2 separate regions of the Homo sapiens genome follow, and region 2 is linked to region 1. Evidence: chromatin contacts called from ENCODE Hi-C or POLR2A ChIA-PET data. All regions are on one chromosome and are shown on one strand. Each heading gives the region's core, a stretch centred on a gene start or an enhancer-like site at or near the end of the contact. The rest is flanking DNA. Distances are from core to core; before and after follow the strand shown.

Region 1 (7,089 bases), core at 2,119-4,618:
GTCAACACACAAAAATCAGTCGCATTTATATACACAAACAATAAACAATCTGAAAAAACTTAAGAAAACAATTCCATTTATAATAGCATCAAAAATAATAAAGTACCTAGGAATTAACTTTACCAAGGATGTAAAAAATCTATGTACTGTAAAGTACAAAATATATCTGAGAGAAATTAAAGAAGACATAAATAAATGGAGAGCTATTTCATGTTCACGGATTGGAAGACTTAATATTGTTAAGATTTCAACACTACCCAAAGTGATCTACAGATTTAGTGTGGTTCCTATCAAACAAGTAGGTTTTTTTTTTGCAAAAATAGGAAAACAAATCTTAATATTCATATGAAATTTCAAGGAACTCTAAATAGTCAAAATAATCCTAAAAGAGAAGAACAAAGCTGGAGGACTCACACTTACTGATTTAAAAATTTATAATAGGTAATAGTAATTAAGACAGTGTGGTAGTGGCATAAAGACCACACATAAAGACCAATGAATACAATAGAGAATCCAGAAATAAATCTTCAAATATATGGTCAAATGATTTTTGGTAAGGGAACCATGATTATTCAATAAGAAAAGGACAGTCTTTTCAACAAATGGTGCTGAGAAAACTAGATATTTACATGCAAAATAATGAACTTTTACCTTTACCTAATACCATACGCATAATTTAGCTCAAAGTAGATCCATGGCCTAAATGTAAGCCCTAAAACTATAAAACTCTTAGAAGAAAACATAAGGCAAAAACTTCACGACATGGGATTAGGCAGTGATTTTGTGTGATGACACCAAAGGCACAGGCAACAAAAGAAAAAAACAGACAAATTGGACTTCATGAAAATTTAAAAATTTTATATCAAAAGACACTATCAACAGAATAGAAAGACAGCCTACAGAATTTGAGAATATATTTACACGTCATATATCTGATAAGGGATTAGTATCCAGAATATATGGAGAACTCCTAAAACTCAACAACAAAAATACAAACAGCTCAATTCAAAAATGGGTGAAGGACTTGAATAGATATTTGATACTTCTCCAAGAAGATATACAAATGGCCAATCAGCACATGCAAAGATGCTCAGCCTTACTAATCATTATGGAAATGCAAGTCAAAACTATAGTGAGAGCCACCTGGACACCCTTAGGATGGCTACTATCAAAGCAATAGAAAATAAAATGTGTTTGCAGGGTATGTGGAGAAAATAGAATCTTTGTGCCTGTTTGGGGGATATAGAATGGTATAACCACTGTGGAAAGCAGTATGGTGGTTTCTCAAAAAATTAAAAATAGATTTACCATATGATCCAGCAGTGCCATACTCAGAAGAATTAAAAGCAAAGTATCAAAGATATTTGTATGCTCGTGTTCATACAGCATTACTTACAATAGCTAAAACATTGAAGCAACCCAAGAGGCCATTGACAGATGAATGAAAAAGCAAAATGTGATATATACTTACAATAGAATATTGTTCAGCCTTAAGGCTGGGCACAGTGGCCACGCCTGTAATCCCAGCACTTTGGGAAGCCGAGGCAGGTGGATCACCTGAGGTCAGGAGTTCAAGATCAGCCTGACCAACGTGGTGAAACCCTGTCTCTACTAAAAATAAAAAAATTAGCTGGGCTTGGTGGCTGACGCCTGTAGTCCCAGCTACTCAGGAGGCTGAGGCCCAAGAATCACTTGAACTCGGGAGGCAGAGGTTGCAGTGAGCCCCAAGATGATGCCACTGCACCCCAGCCTGGGCAACAGAGTGAGACTCGGTCTCAAAAAAGAAAAAAAAAAAAAGAAAAAGAATATTATTCAGCCTTAAAAAGGAAGAAAATTCAGGCCAGGCATGGTGCCTCACATCTGTAATCCCAGCCCTATGGGAGGCCAAGTCAGGCAGATCACTTGAGGTCAGGAGTTCAAGACCAGCCTGGCCAACATAGTGAAATCCCATCTCTACCAAAAATACAAAAATTAGCCAGGCGTGGTGACAAGCACCAGTAATCCCAGCTCCTCAGGAGGCTGAGGCAGGAGAACCGCTTGAACCTGGGAGGCAGACGTTGCACTGAACCGAGATCATACCACTGCACTCCAGCCTGGGCAACAGAATGAGACCCTGCCACAAGAAAAAAAAAATGAAGAAGAAGAAGAAAGAAAATTCTGAGGCATGCTACAACATGGATGAACCTTGAGGACATTAGGCTAAGTGAAATAAGCCAGTCACAAAACAACAAATACTATATGATCCCACTTTTATGAAGTACTTAAAGTAGTCAAAATCATAGAGACAGAAAGTAGAATGATGGTTGCCAGGGGTAGCAGGAAGGGAGCAATGAGTTGTTGTTTAACGGGCATAGAGTTTCAATTTTGCAAGATGAAAAGAGATCTGGAGATGGATGCTGGTGATGTTTGCACAACCATATGAATATACTGAATGCCACTCAGCTGTGCACTTAAAAATGATTAAGATAGTAAATTTTGTTACATATATTTTACCATAATAAACTTTGGGTAAAAAATTAAAATGAAAAGAACCAAAGTGAGATAGCAGAGGACCCTGTGAGCTGTTGAGCCTGTGTGAACAGAGACTAGTGGCCCTCATGGCATGTGGCTGAATGAGTGGTTGGTAACGATCTCCTGCTTTCTACTATCTGTTTCCTTTTCTTCCTCAGTTTTTTTCTTAATCTGCTTCCTTGAGAAAACAATCCTGCTTCTTTGAGATACAAAATTCCAAGTTTGATGTGGTGATTATGGGGAAAAAAAGAACGTAAGGTCACAATGAGAAGATGGGACACTATGGAAGGCCCTTTAATTTTCTAATAGTCACATAGACTTTAAAAAATAGTCTCTGGGGTCTGGTAACTTGGTAATGTCATTGAGTTATTATAAAAGAGTAAGCAATTTTATAATATATTTGTTTAGGGATATAATTTTGTATAATTTCCCTTGTTCACTTATTTTTCAGTATAAATCAGCCTTGATGATATGATCATTTCTATTTTTTTCTAAAATTAGAATAATAATAATACCTGTTTTATTAATGGTGATATAAAATCTAGGAGAAAAACATGAATGAATACTCACAAGTATTTACTACTTGTGAGTAGTAGAAAACATGTGAATACTAACAAGCTACCATAGTCTTGTTCCTGAATTTCCATAAGAGAGACCTTCCAAATGTATGAATTTTTATGTCTATATCTTAAGCCAAGAATATCCTTCTTCACTATACCCACCCTACACCTAATCAGGAAATTTTCAAAGTCTTTCAACATATTTCATATTCACAAATTGCTTATGTTGGATCATCACCCTTGTCCTTCACTTCTTGGGCACCAGAGGGCATACATCTTAAATCTCACTTTCTCAGAGACACAAATCCTTTTTCCCTCCACTGCAGGATTTTCTCCTCTGGATTTGCTCTGGCACCTCGAAGAAGCTTAGGGGAACAGTTCAGCTTTGCTCTTCCTGATAATTAGTGGCTTTCCTGATGGTGTGGTTCAACACACCCACCAGAGACGGAAGGTAATGATTACTCAGGAGACCTGCTTCCTTTATCAATCTGCACAATCAAAAGAATTGTCCTTGAAAATAGTCTTTGTAGACCATTAGTTCATAATCTTTTTTGTTTGTTTGTTTGTTTTGCTAACTTTTCATTGTTTTTAGGCTGAAGATAGCCTAAAATTGTATTCATTACTTTAGCCTTCGAAGCTTATAAAGTGAGATAATAGAAGTGAAACTGCTTTCGAACGGGAAAGAAGCACCATATAATTGCAAAGTAGAATTACCTTTAGGAGAAATGTTAACCAGACAAGGCCAGTCTGTCACCCACTGGGGAGTCGCACAATCTCAGCTCGCTGCAGCCTCAACCTCCCCAGCTCAAGCAATCCTCCCACGTCAGCCCCCAGATAGCTGGGACTACAGGCATGTGCCACCTAAGTTTTTTATTTTTTATAGAGACAGGGTTCACCCTATGTTGCCCAGTCTGGTCTCGAACTCTGGGCTCAAGTAACCCGCCCACCTCAGCTTCCCAAAGTGCAAGGATTAGAGGTATGAGCTGCTATGCTTGGCCCATAATTTTTGATTCTTGTGACTGTATGCCCACATTTTTTTTCTTATGATTTCTCTGTAGATCTGTCCTTATAAAAATTTTTATTTTCTAAACTTGTTAATTCTTCTGGACATATCCTAAACTACACATTTAGAGCCACCCAAGTAGCCATCCATCCACTTATGAAATAATATGAGTATTAAGAAATCTAGAAATTAAATTTAAAAAATAAAATATGACTTTTTGTTTGTTTACTATTAAAAAACAGGTCTCAACAATCAATAAGTAAATGATTCTAAGAGAAAATGTTAAAATATAATTTTTTTTTCCCTAATACCAGATAAGAATATTTTTATTTTCCTTTGGGCCATCCCTCAATCACAGTATATTCAGAGTAGTTTTCAAATTTTGTAGGATTGTTTTTATCTTTCTGTGGCTTTGACAAGTATCAAGTATGGGTAGATTTAGTTGAAAAGGTAAGTAGGCCACAGAGCATCAGAACAATTTCTTTATTTTATTTTATTATTTTTTTTTGAGATGGAGTCTCCCTTTGTCACCCAGGCTGTAGTGCAGTGGTGTGATCTCGGCTCACTGCACCCTCTGCCTTCCAGGTTCCAGCAATTCTCCTGCCCAGCCTTCTGAGTAGCTGGGATTACAGCTGTGTGCCACCATGCCTGGCTAATTTTTGAATTTTTAGTAGAGACAGGGTTTTACCATGTTGGCCAGGCTGGTCACAAACTCCTGCCCTCAAGTGATCCACCCATCTCGGCCTCCCAAAGTGCTGGGATTACAGGCATGAGCCACCACGCCAGGCGCAGAACAATTTCTGAATTCAAAACAAATAGCCCTGAATAGTAAATTCTCTCTTCACTGAATAGAGAATTCATGTTCAATGTTTTGTCAATGTTTTCATTGTAGGCAAACCTGAGACCAATTTTCTTAGGAAGACAATGCCATAAATGTTGATGAGGCTCCCTAGTTAACCCCCACCCCAAACCAAACCAAACAAGACTTTTTATCCAGTTAAATATGTTGTAGTCCCCTCTGAGATCCCCATCACTCTTTGCTATTCATATTTTTACTATTTTTGTGATTAGCATAAGTATTAGAAAGAGAAATTAATATCTGCAGAGCACTTTATCCACATGTACTAAGTTGTACTTATATCCCAACTCTATGTGAGGTATATGTATGAAGTACTGTTGTTCTGGGATCTTTGGGATTGGGATGTCGCTTTTCTGGCCGGAAATCTCTTTGGCTGGTGGTGCCTTTGCCCAAGTTTTCTCAGGCCCTCTGGGCTTGTTCCGCCCACTCGGCCTGGCAGGCTGTGCTCAGCTCATGCTACTGGCCCTTGATCACACCTCTAAGGGAGACTGAGTCAGGTGTGGAGCGGCAAGGGATGTGTAAGCAAGCGTGGGATCCGGCCACTGCGCACAAATACGCCGGCTGCTGCCAGGGGGCAGGCAGTTCCGAGTGCTGGCACGGGTGCCAGCGCTCTGTGAGGCTATGCTGGACCAGGCACACTGCAAGCAACTTCCCCAGCTGGCACCGGAAAATGCAGTGACGCCCAGAAGCTTGACACCCAGAAGCTTGGAGATGCCTGCAACTGCAGGCCCCCAAAGAGGGAGTCACAGCCCTGGCTTGGGGAGCTCCCAGGTCTGGGCTCCCTGAAGGGCCGCAGGTGTTCTCTCCTCTTCACCCACAACATGGTGGACAAGGGGCATGTTTCAGCCCTGTTTGTGTCACAGCTCTTTTAGCCTTGCCATTTGGTGGGTCCCGAGTTCTTGTTCTTCCACACAGACAAGTAGAGGGTGAGCAAGGCGAAGAGGAGCTTTATTGAGAAACAGAATAGCTCAGAGGAGACCTGCAGTGGGCAGCTTCTTTCCATAGCCAGGGTGTCCCGACGAGTTTTCAGCTGTCAGCAGAGAGGGTAGCTCCTCTCTGCAGCTAGTCCTCCCACCATCTCCTCGGCTCCTCTCTGCAGCTGGTCATCACCTTGTCTCCCTGTCCTCTCTCCATCCTCTCTTCCGAGTCTGACTGACTCTGGGGGTTTTTAATGGGCCTCAGAGGGTAGGAAGTGTGTGCTGATTGGTCCATGGGTGGCCGTGGATGGGCCCAGGGAAAAGCACCACACGTTCCCACTCTGGTCCGTGGGACTGGCAGCCCAGCCCCCAGGCTTCAGGCCCCCCTTGGCTTGAAGGTAGGAGTTTCCTGGGGACCCACCCCATTCTGCCCAGGAGCCTATCTGCTTCCTGCTGCTGTTCATGGTGCCCAGGCTGTTCTTGCCAAGGGGCACCTGCAGGCCAGCGCCAGGCTGTCCTCAGCACCCCCTGGTCTCCCTCCCATGTTCATTAGTTCCCAAAGTCCAGAGAGGGCAGAGATGACAGGGGCCGGGTGTCTCAGCGGTGCCCTGAGCCTGCGCACACCCAGCCAGGCTGCAACAGCGCCCGGGCTTGGCCCCATCCTTGCTCTGAGATCCGAGGGGGCGCTGGGAGCGGGGAGAGGCTAGACACTGGGAGCAGACCCCTCTGAGCCTACCGGGGCAAGGGTGGCCTTCCTGGGCCCCTGAGAGTTCAGAGATGCCTGGTTCTGCAGTCGCAGCTCGGCGTCTGCAGCTGGGTCCAGGAGGGCGGGGCTCCTGCCTGCTCCCAGCCCCTAAGCACAGGGAGGCAGGGGTCCATGTCCACAGCGGTGTCTTGGGTGGCTGCAGCCGCACCCGAAAGGTCCAGGCTGCTGCCTGCTCCCGGCTCCCGCTGGCTTCATGAAGGTGACACCGCCCCAGGCCCAGCTCCGCCTTGGGTTCCCTCTCTGCCCACCCCTTCACGTCCGACCGCACTGCTCTTCTGCCAGCAGGCAACTCGGCCTGGCCCCATCACGGCGGCTGCCAGAGCGGTGGGATCTGGGGGGCTCCCAGGGCAGGCTCCAGAGACTATCATCTCCTCCCCGCAGCCTCCCCGCAGTGGTGGCCAGCAAAAGCAGCGACGTGGGGCCAGGGTCCAGAGCAGCAGAGGCTCTGGGCCTGGGATCAAGTCCCACCCAAC
Region 2 (7,089 bases), core at 1,659-4,158, 140 kb after region 1:
TTTTTGGTTTTAAAGAGGATTTGCCTTCTTTTTTGGGATGAGTGACATTTAATTCACTTGGCCCCATTAGAAAGAAGAGAAAGGAGGGCAGTGCAGCTTTAGCTTCGACATATTTCACATTTGGAGTGGCTTCGGAGCAGCCAAGCACTGGGTCAGTGTCCCATTTAAGAACAACTGGAAAAAACAACATGTTAAAAACGTGTTAGGCACAGAGAGCATGGAAAAACAATTGTCAAAGTATTTTAGCATTTAGAGTAGCTTAGTGGCTACTCTAAAATACTAACTTCTTTTTAAGACTTATTGTGAGATTGAAGCTGATTCCTAGATGTTAGATGCAGTTGATATGGGAAACATTTCTAACATACAGCTGTTGAGACAGAGTGTCAGGCTCTGGACCATTTATAATAACAAAAACAATAGAGTCTGTGCTGTTTACCACCATACTGCTCGTTGTTTCACTGCCACCTTCTCCCTGCTCATTTGACTGCCAGCTCCTTGAGGGCCTAGGTATTACAGGCACTCATCACCGTATGCATGTTGAAGTGTCGTGAATTCATCACTGAGTGCCTAGCAAATCCCGACATACATATTTGGGTACAGCATCACTTCATCTGGATCTTGGGTGTAGAAATAGCACCATATTCTAACCCTGGAAGAAACTGGCTGCATTGGGCTTACTGAAAGATAATATAATGTACACAAAGCCTAGTGGACTGTATATTCAAAAGTTTTTCAGTGGTAATTTTTACCACACTCCACATTTGCCAAAACTGATTTTGGGGAGCAGAGCAAGGTGGCACGCATGTGTAGACCCAGCCTCGGGAGGCTGAGGCAGGAGGATCACTTAAGCCCAACTGTTGGAGTCCAGCCTGGGCAGCATCTCTTTCAAACAAAAGAAAACTGAGTTTGGAACTGAATCCCTATGGAAGATGTACCCCACTGTAAATACTTGTCTAATGAAAAAATGGATGAATACATTCCACTTCCTATTAATTATTCTAGAATTCACTATTCATGTGGCTGGGCGTGGTGGCTCATGCCTGTCATCCTAGCACTTTGGGAGGCCGAAGCGGGTGGATAACATGAGGTCAAGAGTTCAGGACCAGCCTGGCCAACATGGTGAAACCCTGCCTCTACTAAAAATACAAAAATTCGTCAGGTGTGGTGGCACACGCCTATAATCCTAGCTACTCAGGAGGTTGAGGCAGGAGAATCGCTTGAACCTGAGGGGCGGAGGTTGCAGTGAACCAAGATTGTGCCACTTCACTCCAGCCTGGTTGAAAGAGTGAAACTCCATCTCAGAAAAAAATAAGAGTAATAATAATTCACCATTCATAAAGCGTCTCATCTTTTCTCTACTTCTGATTCTCATCCCATGTTTTTGTTTGTGAGAAAGGAGAAAAGTGAAATAAAGACTCTACCAAGTACATATTTTATACTTGACATCTGGAAATAATATCGTGAAATAGACTCTCACATTGTTGTGGAGTTCCAACACAATAAACTTAAGGTGATTTATACATCTTTTATTTATTTTATTTTATTATTATTTTTGAGACAGAGTTTTGCTCTGCCGCCCACACTGGGGTGCAGTGGTATGATCACGGCTCACTGCAGCCTCGACCTCCCAGGCTGAAGTAATCTTCCGCTTCAGCCTCCCAAGAAGCTGGGACCACAGGCATATACCACCACGCCCGACTCATATTTTGATTTTTTTTTTTTTAGAGATAAGATCTCCCTATGTTGCCCAGGCTGGCCTTGAACTCCTATGCTCAAGCAATCCTCCTGCCTCAGCCTCCCAAAGTGCTAGGATTACAGGCGTGAGCCACTGTGTCTGGACTATACATTTTTTAATAGCATTATTGATCCTGGCATGAGAGGAGAAAAAAAAATGCTGGTACTAATAATAAAATTGTTTGCAACGCAGCCAAAGTTCTTTAATATGGCTCTTGGCCCAAATCAAACAAGCAACAGAAACTCCCAGTCCTTTTTTTTTTTTCCTTCTTATGTTTTCACAAAATAGGAAAAATGAGGTTAAGCAAGAATTTTGCTCAGTTTGCAGAGGCAAAGTGAGGCTTGCCAGGGCCGGGTGCTGTTGGGGTGCGTGCAGCATATGACGGGGTGTCTCTAACACAGTGACTGAACTGTTCACCTTCTGAAGTGAGGCTCCTGAGTCACACCTGGGGCTGTCTTGATGAGTCACCAGCCTTCCAAAGTGGTTTTCTCTGGGAAGTGGCACTTCACAGTGCCACTTTTTTTTCCCACCCCAGGGACAAAACTCTGGTAAATGAATCCCTGCAGGAACCACGGGTATTACAGTCCTGATTTGGCTCATCTGCTCTTTGGGGCTGACAGCAGCTTTGCTTGACTCAGCTTCTGCCTGACTGAGTAGGTTCAGACAGAATGAGTCTGCAGAAAAGTCGGTGGTGCTCAGTGGGAAGGACGTGAGGGAGATGGATCACCACAGCTGGCCAGGGCAGAGGCACTAGGAGACCTTTCACATGGCTGCTGTGCCTACTGCTGCTAACTTAAACAAGTGGAAACTTCTTGGCAAGTCTGTGAGGGAAGTCGAGGATTAGAGCCTGGTAGTTAAAAATACAATCCCTGCCATTCATTCAGAATTCCAGAGAATGCTGAAATTTTTTGAATTGGCAAGTGAATGGTAGAGACCGGAACCATACACTGAAATAACTTCTCTGGTCTTGTATCATCTTTTATTAGAGGATCCTAAAAAAATCCCCTATTTATATATCAGTTATTATTTCTGTGTCATAGACTGCAGCTATGTTTGATGAGCTGCTTAAGTGAAAATCTGACCGGAAACTTTCAACTATAAATTCTTTGTGGTTTCAAAGAAGGATGAACTTTCTCATCTAACACATTTCTGCTGTGTGAAGAGTCACCTTTATTATATGGCATGAGTCTTTTTTTTTTTTTAATAGCTTTGGGGTTTAAACTCTGAATGCTTTGCTAATAGATGTGTCAGCTGTGCACATTGGCAGCTTGACTTTTACCTCTTTGTATCTTCTATTCTGATGCATTAAAAATAGCAGGAGATGGTGCCGTTTAGGATTTGGGCAGAATGGAAGAATCATTATAACCAATAATAGTGTTTTAAAAGCTGCCTTGGGACAAAGAATTATTAATTAGGGTGGTAGAAAGAATGACAACGTGGGAGGAAGATTGATTAGGGTTTCTAGAAATACAGTAAAACCTAAGCTATGTATCTCTTCAACCATGTGAAGAGCTATTACTTTATTTCTGATTGTCAACATATCGAAGTTCAAAAGCCGACTCCACATTATGCAAATAGACTGATAACGTTAAGCAGAGGAGATCAATGTACTGGATGGCTACTAATCTTAATATTGTCGCCAGGCGCGGTGGCTCACGCCTATAATCCCAGCACTTTGGGAGCCTGAGGCGGGTGGATGGCCTGAGGTCAAGAGTTTAGATCAGCCTGGCCAATATGGTGAAACCCCATCTCTACTAAAAATACAAAAGTTAGCCAGGTGTGGTGGCACACGCCTATAATCCCAGCTACTTGGGAGGCTAAAGGAGGAGAATTGCCTGAACCGGAAGGCAGAGGCTGCAGGGAGCTGAGATCGCACCATTGCACTCCAGCCTGGGTGACAAGAGCGAAACTCCGTCTCAAAAACAAACAAACAAACAAAAAACCTAATCTTAGTATTACAAACATGATCAGGTCGGGTTGCTAGTTTAGATGTGGGTGGTGAGCTGAGCATCCACTGCGATGGGGCTTCTACTGTCATGGGCTCCCTCTGTGATGTGGCCTCCCTTCTGTGATGAGCTCCCTGGGGTTTCTCCTGCAATGGGCTCCCACTGCAATGGGCTTCCACTGTGCTCAGCTCCCATTGCATTGTGGTTTTAGGTGACAGCAGAGGGACTACCTGGAGAAAGTGTGCATCTGGGCCTGGGAGAATTAGTAAGTGTGCATACCACCCCTGTCTTTGTTCTTGTGGTTAAGACTCATCTCTGGTGTTGGTTAGCAGAGCTAAGTACCGTTGGCAAAACAAAAGGTACTACTAAAAGAAATGTAAGATATGAGTAAGATATATGTCATTTCCTAGGTCTTGAAATCTAAATAAGATCACACTAATAGAATGTTTAATTTGATTTAAATGCAAACAGTATTTATCCCCAACATACAACGAGAAAGTAAACCACCTTTTGCATACTTGTATTCTAATTCCAGTTGAGGAAAATTTTAAAAGTTTAATATAAGTCTTCGGCAAGACTCCTTGCCATCTGGTACAGGATTAAAAATTGGCATAGCATTTGTTGTCTACTGACAGTGGGTCAGATTTACTTGGCAGGCCCTATCTGGGAATTTATCAACCTCATCCAAATCTGTTTCAGTTTCCATTTTTAACACTAGTGGGTCTAATTGGACTGAGTCACAAGAAGCAAGTTGCAAAGCTGTTTCATTTAGCAAATTTTAAGCTAATTGTCTTCAGTATGTACATTTGTTTTAACATTAAGAGGATGGTGAATTGGCCTAGTAAATCAAAAAAGTTTTAAAAATCTGATTTTCTGAAATAAGACAGTTTGCTTATACTTAAATGGGGATTGTAAATATCATAGGCTTGGCAGCTTTTTTTCTTTTTTGTTTTTTAAGAGCTAGGGTCTTTTTATGTTGCCCAAGCTGGTCTCCAACTCTGGGGCTCAAGCAGTCCTCCCGCCTCAGCCTCCCAGAGTGCTAAGATTACAGGTGTGAGCCACCACACCTGGCTAGCATTATCTGTGGAACATTTCTTCTGGAAGAGCTTGTATTCTACTGGAAGAGAAAAAAGGAGGTAGTAAGGACAGAGGCTACAGAGGAATTTCACTGAGGGGATGAAGACAGGGAGCAGTGAGTATGATTGAGTTTTAAACCAGTCTGCCTTGGTTTTATGACCCCAGGCTGTCTTTAAATTCTCATCTCATTGGTGTGGTTCTCTTTAACTGCTCAGCTAGGTTGTGGCAAAAGAAGAGGCAGTTTGGAGGCTGCTTCCAGGTCCCGTCCTAACCACTCTGCTGATGGAGGGGAGCCCTGATGTCTGACACTGTATGAAACTCTCATTTATTAAATAAATGGTGGGCAGAAAAAAGACAAAACACTTATGTTTGAAGACAAAATCTTTGCCCATAGAAATAAGCAACATGCTGCTAATAGTTTTAAATTCTTTCAAAATGAAGCACTTGTAATCATTCCTATTTTTATATCTTTGTATGCTTCCAGCAATACAAAATACATTACATGGGATTCTCTATTTCAGAAAGTCCTTGTTATACGGCTTCCTTCATCATAAAGTTAGTGTGGGTAAATTCATCCAAAAACACCAGGCCTTTTCCTGGGTGGTAAGAAGCTGGAGGATTCTATTTTATTTTATTTTTTTTGAGATGGAGTTTCACTCTTGTTGCCCAGGCTGGAGTGCAATAATGGCGCTCTCTCAGCTCACTGCAACCTCCGCCTCCCCGGTTCAAGTGTTTCTCTTGCCTCTGCCTCCCGAGTAGCACCACCATGCCTGTCTAATTTTGTATTTTTAGTAGAGACAGGGTTTCTCCATGTTCGCCAGGCTAGTCTCTAACTCCCGACCTCAGGTGATCCACCCGCCTCGGCCTCCCAAAGTGCTGGGATTACAGGCCACTGTGCCCGGCCTGATTATTCTATTTTTACAGATAAGATTTTTATCTTTGCCTTTACTATGTTTGCACAATGTTTTTGATTTTTACACCTAACCAGTACATCACCCATCATGCATAATAGGTATACGATCTATGGTTGTTGAAAAAACTTGAACCAAGTGTTGCCAACCTTGGAAGGCCAGAGCTGCCTTCTCTGCACTCACTGCTGAGTGAGTTTGGGAAGCCAGGAGAACTGGCCATGAAATCTGTAAGTGACTTTGGTGGTCATAATATTCCCAGAACAGACCTGCTTTATCCTCACAGTGAGGAACCAGTATATTGTTAGCTTTTTTACCCCTGTCTCATGCATATGGGTAGTGTGACTAGGATATCCAATTAGATCACACAGGGTCAGAGCTAATATTAAACCCGGGCACCCAGGTATATGTGACTCCACAACTGCGTGTGGTCTTTGCAGAGCCCACAGAGTCTGGCAGTAGGCTGCTGTGTCTGGGAGATGCCTATGTGAGTTGTGCTGTTATTTCATGGGCCATGGTGACCCAGGGGGACTTGGATACCAGGTGTCCTTGGGATATGTGCCTGGAGGTGAGATAGTGAATGGATTGTCAGGCAGAGAGGGTGGGGGGAGGGAAGGAGGAAGGGAGGAAAACCAGAAAGATTGGCAGAAGGGAAGCCCAGAGGCCATTGCCCTCATCAAGGTGAAAGGTCATGAAGGAGGTAGAAGGAGGTAGCAGTGGCTTGAGAGGAGGAAACTGGAGCAAAGTTAACACCCCCTCCGCAGGCTGATGGGGAGGCCAGTCTGAGGGGAGGGTGACTTGGAGGGTGGGAGTGCCACCCCACCAATTTCAAAACATTTTAACCCCAAACACACAATTTACCTGTTAAATAAAATGGCTTTCTACATTTGCGTCTTTCTGGAGGAAAATATTAATCCATGAGGGAAAACTGATTTCACACGACATGGTTTTTCATAACCTACCATTTCCAGCCAAATATCTTCTCAGAGACGTGGTGACCTTTCTTGCCCCTTAGCAAACTCCATGCTTTTGTCCAACCTGGGCAGTTCTCTAAGCAGAGACTCATAATGTAATTGGAGGCCAGGAATTGGTTGGTCTTTCTGGGACTGAGAGAAGGAGGCTGTCTGGGAAGTAGTGGTCCAAGGGGCTCTTGAAGGAAGGGGAAAAAGCCCACTCCCGCTTATATTTGTTACAGGTACCGTTAACCCCACATACCACCAGGGCTCTCCATGGGAAGCACTTGTAGAGGATTTTTCTTTTTTTTAAGTCGAGGAAAAAAATGTTTACTGTCAAGAAAAGCTTTTCTTCCCCGTAGGAACTGCTATTCTTTTTCTTTATAAACAGCATGGGATCAGGTGATTGATTCCATTTGTCCCCTGATTTGAGCCACACGAAGATAGGAGCCAAAAGTGTAGTTTATCTT

Evidence for each region. A loop is a pair of places that touch in the nucleus more often than their neighbours do. ChIA-PET counts read pairs that join two places held with the same protein, here RNA polymerase II (POLR2A). Pooled maps may share reads with other maps.
Region 2: a loop to region 1 is called in a map of PC-3, with 2.9 times the contacts of the local background. The contact joins two enhancer-like sites. A Hi-C loop is called at or near these places in 5 of 168 maps with a recorded cell type or tissue (GM12878, PC-3, aorta and 2 more), 2 of 37 single-sample maps with no recorded cell type and 15 of 50 pooled maps. POLR2A ChIA-PET finds 5 or more read pairs at or near these places in 7 of 52 experiments (A673, AG04450, BJ and 3 more).

What each region holds. Positions count from the first base shown.
Region 1 is chr3:149,713,875-149,720,963 of GRCh38, reverse strand. It overlaps a transcript of WWTR1 not described here. Among named protein-coding and RNA genes, the nearest start is that of COMMD2, 35 kb to the left of the region's middle. RefSeq lists enhancers at 6,557-7,056, 7,057-7,089. Within about 2 kb of position 3,368, at least 2 of the 41 ENCODE cell types and tissues checked have a DNase peak (open chromatin) inside an H3K27ac peak, as active enhancers do; they include Panc1 and heart right ventricle, where a contact is called at or near this core.
Region 2 is chr3:149,577,195-149,584,283 of GRCh38, reverse strand. All of the region lies in intron 2 of WWTR1 (WW domain containing transcription regulator 1), which reads left to right. Among named protein-coding and RNA genes, the nearest start is that of WWTR1-IT1, 71 kb to the left of the region's middle. Within about 2 kb of position 2,908, at least 20 of the 41 ENCODE cell types and tissues checked have a DNase peak (open chromatin) inside an H3K27ac peak, as active enhancers do; they include Panc1 and heart right ventricle, where a contact is called at or near this core.